Regions from separate parts of the Homo sapiens genome. Here region 2 is linked to region 1. Evidence: chromatin loops called from intact Hi-C (ENCODE). Cell type or tissue: mammary epithelial cell. All regions are shown on one strand.

The links. A loop is a pair of places that touch in the nucleus more often than their neighbours do. Peaks named below come from ENCODE experiments on the same cell type or tissue, not always from the same donor. Only the 100,000 strongest peaks of a DNase experiment are listed, where the experiment ranks them.
Region 2: it touches region 1 in a loop (22-fold over the local background); 5 of 110 quality-filtered maps call a loop at or near these places.

Annotation. Positions count from the first base shown.
Region 1 is chrX:47,746,911-47,754,910 of GRCh38, reverse strand. No RefSeq gene overlaps it. Among named protein-coding and RNA genes, the nearest start is that of ZNF81, 86 kb to the left of the region's middle. RefSeq lists enhancers at 2,912-2,961, 3,022-3,101, 5,515-5,714. In mammary epithelial cell, a CTCF peak has its summit at 3,018 (motif pointing right); no DNase peak of the experiment used is centred here.
Region 2 is chrX:47,537,691-47,545,690 of GRCh38, reverse strand. No RefSeq gene overlaps it. Among named protein-coding and RNA genes, the nearest start is that of ARAF, 20 kb to the left of the region's middle. RefSeq lists an enhancer at 4,207-4,501. In mammary epithelial cell, a CTCF peak has its summit at 4,435 (motif pointing left); a DNase peak (open chromatin) is centred at 4,360; H3K27ac peaks cover 392 bases.

The DNA of each region.
Region 1 (8,000 bases):
ATTAGAAAAGAGTCCTCATTGGGCTCACACCTGTAATCCCAGCACTTTGAGAGGCCTGGCAGGAGGATCACTTGAGCCCAGGAGTTCAAGACCAACCTGGGCAACATAGCGAGACCTCGTCTCTACAAAACATAAAAATAAAAATATTAACTGGGCATGATGGTACATACCTGTAGTCCCAGAAACTTGAGAGATTGAGGTGGGAGGATCTCTTGTGCCCAGGAGATTGAGGCTGCAGTGAGCTGTGATTGTGCCACTGCACTCCAGCCTGGGTGACAGAGTAAGACCCTGTCTAAAAAAAAAAAAAAGTCCTGGCCTTGATGTTGCCATTGCCAACAAGAGCAGCTATTTGGGTTGAGGCCTTAATGAGATCATAACATGGTCAGAAAAATTCAAACGAGTCCAAAGGCAAAGGAATACAGACAGGTGAGAGAACAAACCTAAACAGATAACAGATTTATGCGGTTACTATACAAGGAGTGAAAAGGGAAAATCAGAAAAACTTTTTTGGCAGTACCCATCTTACTCCAGTCAAACACCAATAGAAAAACCCGACCCCACCCATTTCAGCAAGATGAGTGGGGACCTGATCCCCACCCCACCACCTTGCAGAAAGCACAGGGCAGCACTCTCATCCCCTGCTGGGGTAGTGTCAATGGGACAGAGCAGGGAGTTAATATTTCATCCTCTGCCCAGTGGAAGCATGTGGCACTCTCACTCTCCTGCCAGGTTAGTGTCACTAAGGTGGGGTGCAGATCTGATCTTACATACATCCCCCTGCCTGGAAAAAGCAGGCAGTCCTCCAATTCTTCCACAATGGTAGTATCAGGGAGGTCCGGTGTGAGCTGGGCCTCCACTCTACCTGGTATCAAAAAGACTGAACAATGCAGCAAAAGTCAGGGCCAGTCAGAAATCCACTTGCCTCCCACCCCTTGGGTCAGTGGGGCCCAGTGGGGCCCATCTAGAAGGAATGAGACTGAACAAGGCCACCACTTGGGTGTCAGTGGATCCCAGTTAGGACCTGAGAATCAAGCCACACATGGCATCAATGAGGCAGAATGAAGTGGCGGGAAACAGCTAGAGGACACACTGTTTTCCTCCACCCTTGCCATCAGCAGGGCCCAATAGGGAGCTGAGCTTCTGCTCCCACCCTGCAGCAACAGGCAGTGTGTCAGATCCTGCTTTTCCTCTCCCTCGCATCAGCAAGGCTCAGTGGAGATGACCTTACACATTGACATGTACTCAATGAGGCGGTGCAGATGTCCCCAAAGTCAAGGTGAAGTTGTATTTCTGTGCATTGGCACATCTCTTTGCCAGGGTGGTGAAAGCAGGAACCAGCAGGAAGCTAAGAGTACATACCCAACTAATCCTTGTGCTACATCTCAACAAGGTGTTACTCATACGAGTGGGTTTGATTGCTTGGCAGTGACTGTCCAATGACCAAAACCAAGGAGGACTTAACAAGAGGATTTTATTACTTGCAACAAGGAGGACACTGGGGATAATTCCTCAAAGCAGCACCTCCTGGAACGAAGGTGAAAACAAGGGCCTTGGTGGGGCTGGTTAGCCGAGTCATTGTATGTAGAGGTGGAGTAAAGGCAGCACAGGTGCAGTCGTGAACATGCTTCCGCATAGAAGGTGGCAAATAAGCTCCTCCCTGAGCAGGGTTTTAAGTATGCCAATGAGGAGAGTTGCCAAAGTCATCTCTAACTCAGGCATCTCTGGATCCAACTGTTTTTGTTTGTTTGTTTGTTTGTTTTGCTGGGGCTGATCTTCTTCATGGAACTTTTTGAAATAAGAACCCAAGGTGCAACAGTTAAAAATGGATACTTTTTCACAGTACTGACTCCATGTTAGAGAAAAGTTTATTTGTTTGAATATAATTATTACTTTGCTTGAGTTTGTAGATTATTCAGGAAAAACAGCCTCAGGAAACATGACCTTCAATAGAGATAAAAGAAAAGACGCTGACCAACAACTCTGGGACATGCTGACCAGCCTGATAAGAATATACGCTGATAGCGCCTGCAGAAGGCCACAAAACATTGACCAAGAAAGCAATGATTAACTGCCCACTCGAGACTGCACGCGTGCAAATGTTTTGATCATCATTTCCCCTAATTTCCCTTAAACCTCCCTGATCCAGAGACACAACTCGGTAAGGTGGTCTTTGAATCTTTGAATGCTAGTTCACTGCCTCCCCTAGGTTGCTGGCTTCTCAAGTAAAGCTACCTTTCCTTTTACCAAAGCTTGGCTTTTGAGCTTTTGGCTTTCAAATAACTAGTGGCCCAGGCCTGAGTTTGGTTACATACTCCAAAACCCAGGGACCCTGGGTTGCAAAGAGAGTGCCTACTGAAAAAGAAGATTAAAACTCAAAACGGAACAGCTGTGACTGAGCTGTGGCCTAGTGAAGTCATTGGACACTGTGATGATTCAGGCTATTTGGATGTCAGAAGACACGGATCAGGGCCAGGTAGAGTAGAAAATGCTGTTCTAGGGGGTGCTGATGGAGTCAGTAGACGTTGCCCTTGCTGTTGTTGGTGATTCACAGATACTGTGCTGGGGTCCAGTAGGGAGTCACAGAATAATAATGTGATGGAGGCTAATGATGATAGCGACAAGAGGCAGCCAAATGCCTAGGAAGATAGGGGTGGGTCCCTGGTGAAACCCCACCTTCAAGCTGAGGACAGTCCCAGGTAAAACCTTGGACCAGAGTGAAAACATCTGTTCCTGTTTGCCTGCCCCTCCCCTATTCTGAGCCCATGAAAGCCCCAGACTCAGACACATTGCAGCGGAGGGTGGGGGGTTGGGGGGCTTTCCTGCCTTCAGGTAGGGGGTCCACCCACGTATCCCCTCTCCACAGAAAGCTATTTCATCACTCATCCCTCAGTAAAACCCCCCACCTTGCTCACTCCTTGATAGCACATCCTCATTCTTCTTGGATGCTGAACTAGGGTTCAGGACCCACCTAGTGCAGGTACCCATAAAGGTTGTTGCACTGGCCCTTTGCCCTCGCCAGCAGAGGGCAGCCACCCCACATGACGGGGCCAGGAGCCAGCTGAGCTGCTAACACACCGCTGTTCAATGGGCTGTGGACAGCAGAACTAAAAGAGCTTATCCCACACTCACTTGCTCATGTGCTCCCTCCCACAAGGGGTTGAGTGGCACGGGCTGAGTAGAGAGGGTGCCCTTGCTGCGAGTCTGGCAAAGGGGCTGAGAGAAAATTCCTGTGTCAATGAGTTCATCATTAGCCCCCATCACACTATTATTCTGTAACAATAAGGCTAGTGACAATAAGGCTAAAAGTATTGGGTGCATCTGCTGAGCGCAATTGACAATCTAGAAAATGATAATAAAAGGCAGAGAGTTGTTAACAGGCAATGAAACCAAAGTGTTTCAGGGGTTATGTTGGGGGAAAATTGAAGGGGCGCAGAGGGTGTTGGGAGATCATATAGTGTCCTCAAATCCCTACTGTCCCCTGAACAGCATCTATTGTTTCCCCATTTTCTCCCAGCAGTCTGCTGTCCCGCTATTTCCTTCAGCACACCATTTGCTGAACTTCCCGTTTTCCTCCATCACGGTGTTTGTGGAAAACCTCATGAGGTCCTTTCACTGGGCCTCACTGTTATTAGAAAAGAGGGTCCCGATCCAGATTTCAATAGCAGGTTCTTGGATCTTGCACAGGAAAGAATTAGAGACAATTCACAGAGCACAGTGAAAGAAGCAAGTTTAGTGGAAACTATTCTGTTACAGAGTAGGGTGTCCTCAGAAAGCAAGAGGAGGAAAGCATTGTCCTTTGTTAGTGTCCCTACTTATAAGAAACTATAAGGAGCTAGAATTAAACTTGGAAAGTGCAGATGTGTTCACTATGGGTAGGAGCAATTGGTGTTATTAATGACCATTAATCCTTCAACCTAAACTTGCTCATTAATGTTATCTTTAAGCAAAGTGGGCTGCATGCTTAGGACATGTGGACATTCTGCTGGCTTGGTGGGAGATGCTCTGTATGGCCGTAAATATTCTGTATTTATAATTGATGGTCAACTTAGAATGTGGCTATTTTCAGAGCCTAAGTATTAACCCTATAGGTGCCTTGTGAGTGCCTAGTTACTCACTCCAAAATGGACTCACTCTAGTCACATTTGATTAAACCAGAGGCCCGGTAAGCAGGGATTCCTGTAACATCAAGATACCCCATTTGCTTTCAGCCCAATGTCTGTTGAACAACTCCCATGGTCACCGTGACCTACCACCCAGATCTCTCTTCAAGGAAAGATGGTTTCCCAGTTATCAGCTGACAGTATTCAGGACTGTAAATCCCTTAAGGAATTGCCTGAGATGCACGGAGCTACCATGCCCAAGATCATGCCCTTTCCTGGGGCAGTCCCCATCCAATGTCTGATCAAGTCTAGGGAATAAAAACTCAGCACAGCAAAGAGCCATTCTAGCTCCAAAGCTCCCTGCAGGATTGGCTAAGGCTGTCATTTGGTCTTCAGCACAGCTCAGCTTCTTCTGTTCACTCCAGCTTCCTTCCACTCTTTCCCACAGGTGTTTCTCCCAAGGGCCCTCCCTAATAAACATCCTGTACTCTAAACTCTTTCTCAGGGTCTGCTTCCTAGGGAACTCAACACATAACAATTAGTATCAGAAGTGCTCTGAGACAGCAAGCTGTGGATGAAATGGAGTTCTGGAACTACATCACCCACTGCCCATCTGAGAAAGAAGTCATCATTATTAGTAGCAGGTGGAGTGCAAACAGCTCCTGGAATAAATAAACAATTCAATTGTTAAAACTCTCACAGGTGGTGAACTGGGCTGGCTACTGGTGGAGGGGGATGCACATGGGGGAAATAGTAACAATCAGGCTAAAAGTTTTTGGTGCCTTTGCTGAGCTCAATTGACAGTCTACAAAACGACAATAAAAGGCACAGAGTGGTTAACAGGCAATGAAACAAAGTGTAAAAGCCTCAAGGGGCTTCCTTGGCAGCAGCATATGAAGAAGCTTTCATGTCCTGAAGTGGAAGGGCAAAGGACACTAAGGACAAGGCTCAGGACTTGGTCAGAGCAGTAGAGTACAAGGAAAGTGAAACTCTCAACTAAGGCAAATCTTCTATGCCAAGGTCAGGGCTCTGACTGGGAAAGGAAGCAACCTTGACACAGGGTACGTCTGGGTTGATGACCTCCAAAATCCTGAATCTCCAGATTCCTTTTATTCCAGTTATTATGGCTATGTTGCAAATTTCTCCAAAACTTAGTTATGTAAAACAACCATTTATTATGCCTACATATTCTGTGGGTCAGAAATTCAAGGACTTGCCTCGGCAGTTCTTGCTTAGGGTTTCTCTTGTGGTTGCATTAGATATTGGCTGAGGCTAAAGTCATCTGTAACGCCATCTGGTCCTGGAGTGTCCACTTCCAAGTTAGCTCATTCACATGGCTAGCAAGTTGGTACTGGCTGTTTATTGGCCAGGAGCCTCAGTTCTTCCCCGCATGGCTCTCTCCACAGGGTTGTTCTCACAGTGTGGCAGCTGGCTTCCCCCAGAGTGAATGATCTGAGAGGTCAAGGAAACAGCTGCAGTGGTTTCTATGACGTAGACTCAAGTGTACTGAATTGGTCATACAGGATCAAGTCCCTAACCAGCGTGAGAAGGGACTATACTAGGGCATGAATACCAGAAGGCAAGGGTTATTACGGTCCATCTTGGATGCTGGTTACCATATCTCTGAACACTGTAAGCCTGCAGAAGTGGCCCATCCCTCCCTGTTAAGGACTATCACACCCCTATGCTGAAGTACACTGCAGCCCCTCCACTGTGCCCCCATCAGGATCTACCCTCACTTCCCCTCTTTGCCACTATACCTATAAATAAGGTTAAGCCACGGGATAACCCACAGATATGTGCTGGGCATGAAAAGGGAGGAAAGAGGCTATACTGCAAAGGCGATGCAAGGCCTGGGCTGCATGTACCAACAAGAGCCGGAGGAGTACATATGGGGCAGAATTTTGAGGGTGCTTGATCAAGAGGGATTCTGAGGGCATTGGATCAAGAGGTGGTGGATGGGAAGAACACAAGAATGGGTAAAAGAGAAACACAGGATTTAACATCTTGGCAAGGACTTCAGGAAATGATGTAATTCACCACTGAGATGGTTCCTTGCAATATGGGGCAAGCAATAATCTGTGCTAAGGGATGTTGAAATGCCAGATTTGCCATGGCAGTTAGTGGGAGAAGGGATGAAAAGTCGCAGGGAAGTGGACCTGCTGGATACACTACCAGAAACTGGATAATTACACTCCACGAGAAGTCATATTTACAAAGGCCATTAAGAATTTTCAGGTGAGAGGGACACCGACATCACTAAGTTCAGTGGTGTCTCTCCTTTCTAGGTCAGGGCTGGCAATAGGAAAAGCTGTTACAGACTTTTGCTAACTGATTGCTTTGAGGATGATAGGACTGCAATGCAACAGAGGCGAGTTTCCAGACCTGAGCCACTTTCAGACCCAGAGCGCATTAATTGAAGAGGAGGTTGGTCCCAAGGAGAAAGGACACTATAGTACCACAGCAAGTATACATGATCCCTAGGGGAACACATGATTATATCAATGGATATACAGTAGGCATTGGGCACAAATTGGCAGTCATTCTCAATCAAAATTCAAACCAAAGCAGGAATATTAAAACCTTAAATACAATAGAGATCATTTACTGAAAGTCATCAAGAAACAGAACACTGAATTGAAAAATACTGAAGACGTCTCCACTGAAGAAACCAACAAGATAGGCTCCATAATCACCGTTACTTAGTATTGTTTTGACAGCTTTCACTACTGCAATAGAAATGAAAAGGTGTCTGCAGTGCTGTAGGGCAGGGAATATGGCTGTGCCCACTTGGCTCTTCACTGTGGGCATCATTATCTGGGGAAGGTGTCCATTCCATACAGAAGACAAAGGCACCTCCTGCCTCACAGAGCAGAGTTGTGAACTTATACCAGAGCAGCAGGCAGCAAGGGTGGGGTCCTCCTCTGGACAGGTTTTCTGGAGGGAAGTGTCTTTGGAGCTGGTACCTAGAGCTTGCAGCAATATTTAGAGAAGCAGAGGTGCCCCTCAGTGCATAGCAATGGTGTCAAGGGACCATTTGCTAAGAAGAGGATGGGAAAGAGCCAGGAATGAGAGCTTAGGAGATAACACTGGGGTAATTGTCAGGATGCTACATGCTGTTCTGGGATGAGAATACTAGGGAAAATGAGGAGAAGATACTATGACAGCACAGCCCACTCCAACTGTACTGGTGGCAAGTGGAGGCAGGGTTCTAAAAGCCCCTCTTAATAACTATCAGAACACACCCCAACCTCCAAAGGAAAATAGAAGCAGTTATTATTAATATCTAATATGGACAACTGGTGTTTTCTTAGTCTCTATATTTCCTTGGATTCTGCTCTTGCAGATACTGGAAATGAATCAGCACGCAAAAATGACAACACAAGAAAACGAAAACAAACAAAACAGGTGAGGCATGGTAGCTCACGCCTGTAATTCCCATACTTTAGGAGGCCAAGGCAGGAGGATCACTTGAGCCCAGGAGTTCGAGGTCAGCCTGGGCAACATAGTGAGCCCCCATCTCTACAAAAAATAAAAATAAAAATAAATTAGCTGGGTGTGCTGGTATGCACCTCTGGTCACAGCTCCTCAGGAGGCTGAGGCAAGAAGATTGCTTGAGCCCTGGAGGTCAAGACTGCACTAAATCATGATCATGTCACTGGACTCCAGCCTGGGTGACAGAGCAAGACCCTGTCTCAAACAAACAAAACAAAAACTCTGGCATGAAGGATCAGGTGTACTATTCATGGAGCACTTACTAGCTCCACTTCCAAGTGCTTTATGTGTATTAATTCAGTTTTGTTCTTACATCGAATCTATGAGGTATCTGGATTTGGGTCATTTAGAAGGCCTTTCCTCACAACTGTTAGAAAGGAATTCACGTATATTATATTCTAGTAC
Region 2 (8,000 bases), 210 kb after region 1:
TCTTTTTTTTTTTTTTTTCTGAGACACTGTCTCACTCTGTCATCCAGGTTGGAGTGCAGTGGCGCAGCCATGGTTCACTGCAACCTCTGCCTTACAGGTTCAAGTGATTCTGGTGCCTCAGCCTCCCGAGTAGCTGGGACTACAGGTGCATGCCACTAGGCCCAACTGATTTTTAAATTTTCAGTTGAGATGAGGTCTCACTATGTTGCCCAGGCTGGTCTTGAACTCCTGAGCTCAAGTGATCCCCCCATCTCAGCCTCCCTAAGTGCTGGGATTACAGGCATGAGCCACCATACTGGGCCTAGTTCTGCCTTTCATGTTCAGATCTATAATATCCTGTGAGTTGATGTTTGGTGGATAGTGTGCAATAGGGAACCAATTTTATTTATTTATTTTTCCCTATAGATATGCAATTGGGCTCAGATTTTTTTTTTTTTTTTAGACAGGGTCTCACTCTGTCACCCAGGCTGGAGTGCAGTAGTGCAGTCATAGCTCACTATAACCTTGAACAACTGGGCTCAAGTGACCCTCCCACCTCAGCATCCTGAGTAGCTGGGACTACAGGTACACGCCACCACATCCAGGTAATTTTCTTATTGTTTGTAGAGACAGGGTTTCACCATGTTGCCAAGGCTGGTCTTGAGCTCCTGGCCTCAAACAATCCTCCCGCCCCAGCCTCCCAAAGCACTGGGATTCCAGGCATAAGCCACCTCACCCAGCTCAGAACCACTGTTTTGAAAGGTCTGCCCTTCCCCATTGATCTGTAATAACACCTTGATCATAGACCAAGGGTCCATGCTGGGCATGCTGCTGTGCTTTCCATCCACCTTCATTTATCTGCTTGTCTATCCCTGCAGCAGTACCATGCTGTGCTAAGTTATATGTGCTCTGACATCTGGTGGAACAAGTTCTTCCAAATTTGCTTTTCTTTAAGAAGAACATCTATACAGTGTTCTTTTTTTTGAGACAGAGTCTCGCTCTGTCGCCCAGGCTGGAGTGCAGTAGCGTGATCTTGGCTCACCACAACCTCCGCCTCCTGGGTTCAAGCGATTCTCCTGCCTCAGCCTCCCCAGTAGCTGGGACTACAGGCGCCCACCACCATGCCCGGCTAATTTTTTTGTGTTTTTGTATTTGTATTATTTTGTATTTGTAGAGATGGGATTTCACTATGTTGGCCAGGCTGGTCTTGAACTCCTGACCTCATGATCCGTCCACCTCGGCCTCCCAAAGTGGTGGAATTACAGGCGTGAACCACAGCGCCCGGCCCATCTATGCAATATTCTAAGCCCACCCCTCACAGGTCCTAAAGTAAGAATCCAAATAGAAGCCACACACCACATATATTAATATTTACAAATTATTAATAAAACTAAAAATTTCCATCCCTTCCCTGGAACCCCAAGCAACCACCAATTATTTATTTATTATAGAGATGGAGTCTCACTATGTTGCCCAGGCTGGTCTTGAAGTCTTGGCCTCAAGTGATCCTTCCGCCTCAGCCTCCCAAAATGCTGGGATTACAGGCATGAGCCATCATGCCCAGCCAACCACTGATCTTTTATTCCCTCATCAGTTTCACCTTTTCCAGAAATGTCATATACTTGGAATCACAGTATGTAACCTTTTAAACTGGCTTCTTTCACTTAACAATATTCATTTAAATATCACCTGAGTCTTTTCATGGCTTAATAGCTAATTTCTTCTTTTTATTTTAGAACATCTTAAATTTTTAATCCTTATTTACAGGTTACCTCGACCACTTCTGATTGAGAAAACTAGCAGCCAAGTGCAATGGCTCACGCCTGTAATCCCAGCAATTTGGGAGGCCAAGGTGGAAGGATTGCTTGAGCCCAGGAGTTCAAGACCAGCCTGCACAACAGAGTGAGATCCCGTCTCTACAAAAAAATTAAAAATTAGCTGGGTGTGGTGGTTGCCCGCCTGCGGTCCCAGCTACTTGAGAAGCTGAGGTGAGATCTCTTGAGCCCAGGAGGTTGAGGCTGCGGTGAGCTGTGATCACACCCCTGCACCCCAGTCTGGATGACACAGGGAGACTATCTCTAAACAAAAGCATACAGGGTAAAATTTTAGCAAGTGAGGAATCTGGATAGAGGATATACAGTTCTTTGTTCTATTCTTACAAGTTTTCTGTTTGAAATTATTTCAAAATAAGCATTTTATTTTATTATTTATTTATTTATTTAGAGGCAGAGTCTCGCTTTGTCGCCCAGGCTGGAGTGCAATGGCTCAATCTTGGCTCACCGCAACCTCCGCCTCCTGGGTTCAAGCAGTTCTCCTGTCTCAGCCTCCAAAGCAGCTAGGATTACAGGCACACGCCACCACGCCTGGCTAATTTTTGTATTTTTAGTAGAGATGGGGTTTCACCATATTAGCCAGGGTGGTCTCGATCTCCTGACCTCGTGATCCACCCACCTCAGCCTCCCAAAGTGCTGGGATTACAGGCGTGAGCCACCGCGCCCAGCCTTATTTTATTTTATTTTATTTTTATTTTTTTGAGACAAAGTCTCGCTCTGTCGCTCAGGCTGGAGTGCAGTGGTGCGATCTTGGCTTACTGCAACCTCCACCATCTGGGTTTAAGAGATCCTTGTGCCTCAGCCTCCCAAGTAGCTGGGACTACAGGCACCTGCCACCATGCCTGGCTAATTTTTGTATTTTTAGTAGAGACGGGGTTTCACCATGTTGGCCAGGCTGGTCTCAAACTCCTGACCTCAAGTGATCCACCCGCCTCAGCCTCCCAAAGTGCTGGGATTACAGGCGTGAGCCACCGCGCTCAGCACAAAATAAGCATTTTAAAATGCAAAACAAAATATGGTGGAAAAGAGAAGAAATCCCCTATCTTGGAACTAAAGAATGCCTACAAACATACTTATTCTGTATGTCTACATATATGTACATAGGACTTCCATGTCAGCAGGTTTGGCTCAAGGGTTTCCTGGCCCTTCCTTGTACTCACAGTTTAGAGAAGCCCTCCGTGTCTGCAATGGGTTTGATGACTGGGCCCATCCACGGGTACTGAGGAAGGCAATGCCCAGAGGGCAGAGGCCAGTTAAGGTCCAAGGAGATGAGGTCTCCCTGAAGAATAGTTGGAGGACTAAAGAATGAGTGGGGCTTAGCCAAGTGACAGCTGGGGTTGGAGTGATAGTAACAGTTCCAGTTTCCTAAGAAGAGGGGCTTGTGATCTAGATGAGGTCCCTTTTTCTTCGGAGGGTTGGGGAGTTCATGGTATGAAAAGTATCTGAATCTCTAAATATTTGTGGAATAAATGGGTAAATGATCCTTTCATTCAAAATATACTTTAATGACAGAAAGTCATCAGACAGGGTCTTCTCTTCCTTGAAATCAAGATAAAAATAACGGCACTTCATGGTGCAGTGTTTTTCATTTCTTTCTGGAAAAGATATCTGTACCCTCTGCACATAAGTGGGTGCTTCTACTTTTTGGCTACAAGGGTTAAAATGATCAGTTATATATATATAGGCTAAATAAATTACTTTCTTGTATATTATTTTACACATAAGCACCCACTTATGTTCTAAAAATTCTTTTAATACAGATTTTTAAAAATTGCTCCAAGTGTTTTTAATCTTTTTGATGGGCATATATTTACTTCCTGTCTCTTGCCTTTTTGTTGTTGTTTGTTTGTTTGTTTTGAGACAGACTGGAGTGCAGTGGCGCGATCTCGGCTCACTGCAACCACCGCCTCCCGGGTTCAAGCAATTTTCGTTCCTCAGCCTCCCGAGTAGCTGGGATTACAGGCGCCCGACACCACACCCAGCTAAGTTTCGTATTTTTGTAGAGAGAGGGTTTCACCATGTTGGCCAGGCTGGTCCCGAACTCCTGACCTCAAATAATCCACCCACCTTGGCCTCCCAAAGTGCTGGGATTAAAGGCATGAGCCACCACACCCAGCCGCTTTTTCAAACTATATTTTCTCTTTCTGAAAAGAGAATATTCAAAATAAAAGAAACACGATAATGGTGTAAAATCTGGGAAATTAAAGAATGGAGTGAAATAAGCCATAATCTCTTTAGTAGTAATCATGGTTTACCATTGTGATATATTCCTTTTTAATGCATTTTCCTCTGAAGGCTTTATATGTCTCTATATCTTTTAAATACATTTTAAAATGAGAATAGGAATCTGAGGGGAATAAAAGCTGTAATATAAAATACGCGCAGGCTCATTCACATGATGGAAATGTTTTCCAGAGCCACTGGGTATTCTTAGAAACCATTTCTACCGCCGCCTAGACTAAAAGGAAGTGCAGACACCGTCAGTTGTTAGCTGACCGGCTGCAACTGGAACCTGAGAGCCCTTTGGCTGGAGTGTGGGAGGAGAGGAATTCTCGTTCCTGATTTGCTGATTGGTGTCTGCAGTGTCTTCTGTGTATGCCTGACTGTGGCTCAGAATACAGGGCCCTCTGCTGGGCTATGTGGAAAATTCCATCCAGGGAATTTTCTGGAAAGAACCGAGCCATGGAGAATGTAGGGGAAATATTCTAAGAACTAAAGAAAACAACTAAGTACTCATTTGACTTGATACAAGTTGGAAACTGCTTGGCAGATACAATATTGACGTGGTCAAATTAGAAAGCTCACCCCCCACACACACATCCACCCTCCTTTTTGTTATAAACATCTGAGATGTACTGCTGTGTGAAGTTTATTTTTAAAAGTTAATGACTAAAATGGGCCGGGCACAGTGGCTCACGCCTGTAATCCCAGCACTGTGTGAGGCTGAGGTGGGTGGTGGTGCACACCAGTCATACCAGCTACTCGAGAGGTTGAGAGGTAAGAGAATTGCTTGAACCCTGGAGGCGGAGGTTTTAGTGAGCTGAGATCGTGCCACTGCACTGCATCCTGCTAGACAGAGCGAGACTCTCTTAAAAAGAAAAAAAAGAGTTAGTGACTCAAATGGTACACTTTTATCATCACTCTGGAAAGCAAAACTGTGTAATTTTAAATATTCATACGTTTATTATCTTCAAAATCTAAATGAACTTTTGTTTTTTATTTGTTTTTATTATTATTATTATTATTATTTTGGGACAAGATCTCGCTCTGTCACCTAGACTGGAGTGCAGTGGCGCTATCATAGCTCACTGCAGGCTTGAACTCACAGGCTCAAGCCATCCTCTCACCTCATCATCCCCCCCACCAACTGCAGCCCCACCACCACCTCAGCTCCCCCACCAGTAGCTGGGACTACAGGCGTGCACCACCATGCCTGGCTAATATTTTTTATTATCTTTGTAAAGACGAGGATCTCCCTATGTTGCCCAGGCTGGTCCCAGACTCCTGGGCTCAAGTCATCTTCTGTCCTTGGTCTCCCAAAGTGCTGGGATACACCCATGAGCCACCGCACCCAGCCTGTTTTTTTTTTTAAATATTAAACTTCCTATCCACCTGGAGTAGTGTAAACTTGTTCTGTGATTTGGCAGTTTTCTTCTCAGAATCACTTGTCTCTAGCCACATGTTGGAGCAGAGAATGTCATGAAACCATTGGTTTAGGTGCTGGGTGTAGGCTCATTCTTTGCTCCTCATATAACCTAGTTAGTTAAGATATTAACAAAAGAGAAGAGGGTAATATCTAAATATAGACTTTTATATAATGAGATACTAATACATCCATTAAAACAAATGCACTCACTTGGAAAGATGCCATTATTTTACTGCCAAGTGAATAAAAATAGCTTGCAGAGCAGTAAGTACTCACTGATCTCATTTTCCTTAAAAAAATTATCTTGGTATAAGATCAGCAAAATGTTCCAAAGCACATGCAAAGAATTAAAATTTTGGGGGGCCTAATTCATTGCTTTTTTTTCGTGACTTCTAATTTGTCAATTATAAAAATATTTTCCCTGGCTGGGCGTGGTGGCTCATGCCTGTAATCCTGGCACTTTGGGAGGCCAAGGCAGGTGGATTGCCTGAGCTCAGGAGTATGAGACCATCCTGGGCGACATGGTGAAACCACATCTCTACTAAAAATACAAAAAAAAAAAATTAGTCAGGCGTGGTGGTGGGCACCTGTAGTCCCAGCTACTTGGGAGGCTTAGGCAGGAGAATTGCTTGAACTCAAGAGGCCAAAGTTGCAGTGAGCCGAGCTTGAGCCACTGCACTCCAGCCTGGGCGACAGAGCGAGACTCCGTTTCCAAATATATATATATATATTTTTTTTCCCCTAGTTTTAACGTAATACTCCCAAGTTTGTTGATTGGTTTTATTTTTTATTTATTTATTTTTTTTGTTTTACATTCAAAGCTTCTATCCAGATGAAATTTATTTTGGCATGAGGAGTAAGATAGACATTGAATTTTCTTTTTTATTTCCCCAAGTAACTGCTAGGGGACCCTAGAAATAATTGAAAGTTATTTGAATTTCTCAGGAAAATAGCACTTTGAAGTTCTCAGTTAGTGAAAGCTTTCAAAGGAAGAAAATTTTCAGAACCCTTTAAATATTGCACTTAACTGGGCATGATGGCTAGCACCTGTAATCTCAGCTACTCCAGAGGCTGAGGTAGGAGGACTGCTTGAACCTGGGAGGCAGAGGTTGCAATGAGCCGAGATCAAGCCACTACGCCAGCCTGGGCAACAGAGGGAGACCCTGTCCGTGAATTAGGTCAGTCTTGCATTGCTATAAAGAAATACCTGAGACCGGGTAATTTATAAAGAAAAGAGGCTTAATTGGCTCACAGTTTTATACAGGACTGTACAGGAAGGAGCCTGGGGAGGCCTCAAGGAGCTTTTACTCATGACGGAAGCCAAAGTGGGAACAGGTATCTCACATGGCAGAGCGAGAGCAAAGGGTGGGGAGGTGCCACACACTTTAAACAACCAAATATCTCGTGAAGTGAACCCACTCACTATAGCGAGGACAGCACCAAGCCATGAAGGATCTGCCCCCATGACCCAATCACCTCCCACCAGGCCCTACCTCAAACATTGAGGATTACAATTCAACATGAGCTTTGGCAAGGACATATATTCAAACTATATCACCCCATCTCTAAAGAAAAATTTGTAAGTAAATAAGTAAAAATAAATATTTGCACTTTTTTTTTAAAGATGCCCAGGCTGGAGTGCAATGGCGTGATCTCGGCTCACTGTAACCTCCGCCTCCCAGGTTCAAGCGATTCTCCTGCCTCAGCCTCCCGAGTAGCTGAGACTACAGGTGCCCGCCACCACACCCAGCTAATGTTTATACTTTTAATAGAGACGGGGTTTCACCATGTTGGCCAGGATGGTCTCGATCTCTTAACCTCATGATCCGCCCGCCTTGGCCTCCCAAAGTACTGGGATTACAGGCATGAGCCACAGCACCTGGCCGGTTTTTCTTTGTAGTTTTAGTAGAGACAGGATTTCACCATGTTGGTCAGGCCAGTCTCAAACTCCTGACCTCAGGTGATCCGCCTGCCTCGGCCTCCCAAAGTGCTGGGATTACACATGTGAGCCACTGCGCCCAGCCTTATCTCAACTTTTTATATTGATTACATGGTGAAATGATAACATTTTGGATATAATGGATTAAATAAAATATATTAAATTATTTTAAAAAATCAGTAGTTTGCGGAAAGGCACTTTGAGATCTTGTAAACATTCTGTTCCTCATCAAATTTTCAATGTATTCATTTATTTATATCAGTATGGACTCATGGTTCCCTATTTTATTCTATGAGTTATAGGTTATTTTTTATTTTAAAAAATTTATATTCTTTTCATCACATAAATTGGGATAGCGATGGAGAAGAATGAAGTACTGCAGCAGATCTGAATAGTCATACAAGTGAGTATGTAGAATATATGTTAGTTACCCCAGAGCATGAAGAGTGAAATTCTCATGAGCTAAACATTCACATGATGGATTTTACGGTGTTACTGTAAGTCCACCTAGCATTTCCAGTTGAGCACATCCTTCCTAGGTGAAATGATAGAAAGAATAACAAACCCTTGAGTGCTAGCTCTGTATCAAGTGCTGCCCTAAGCG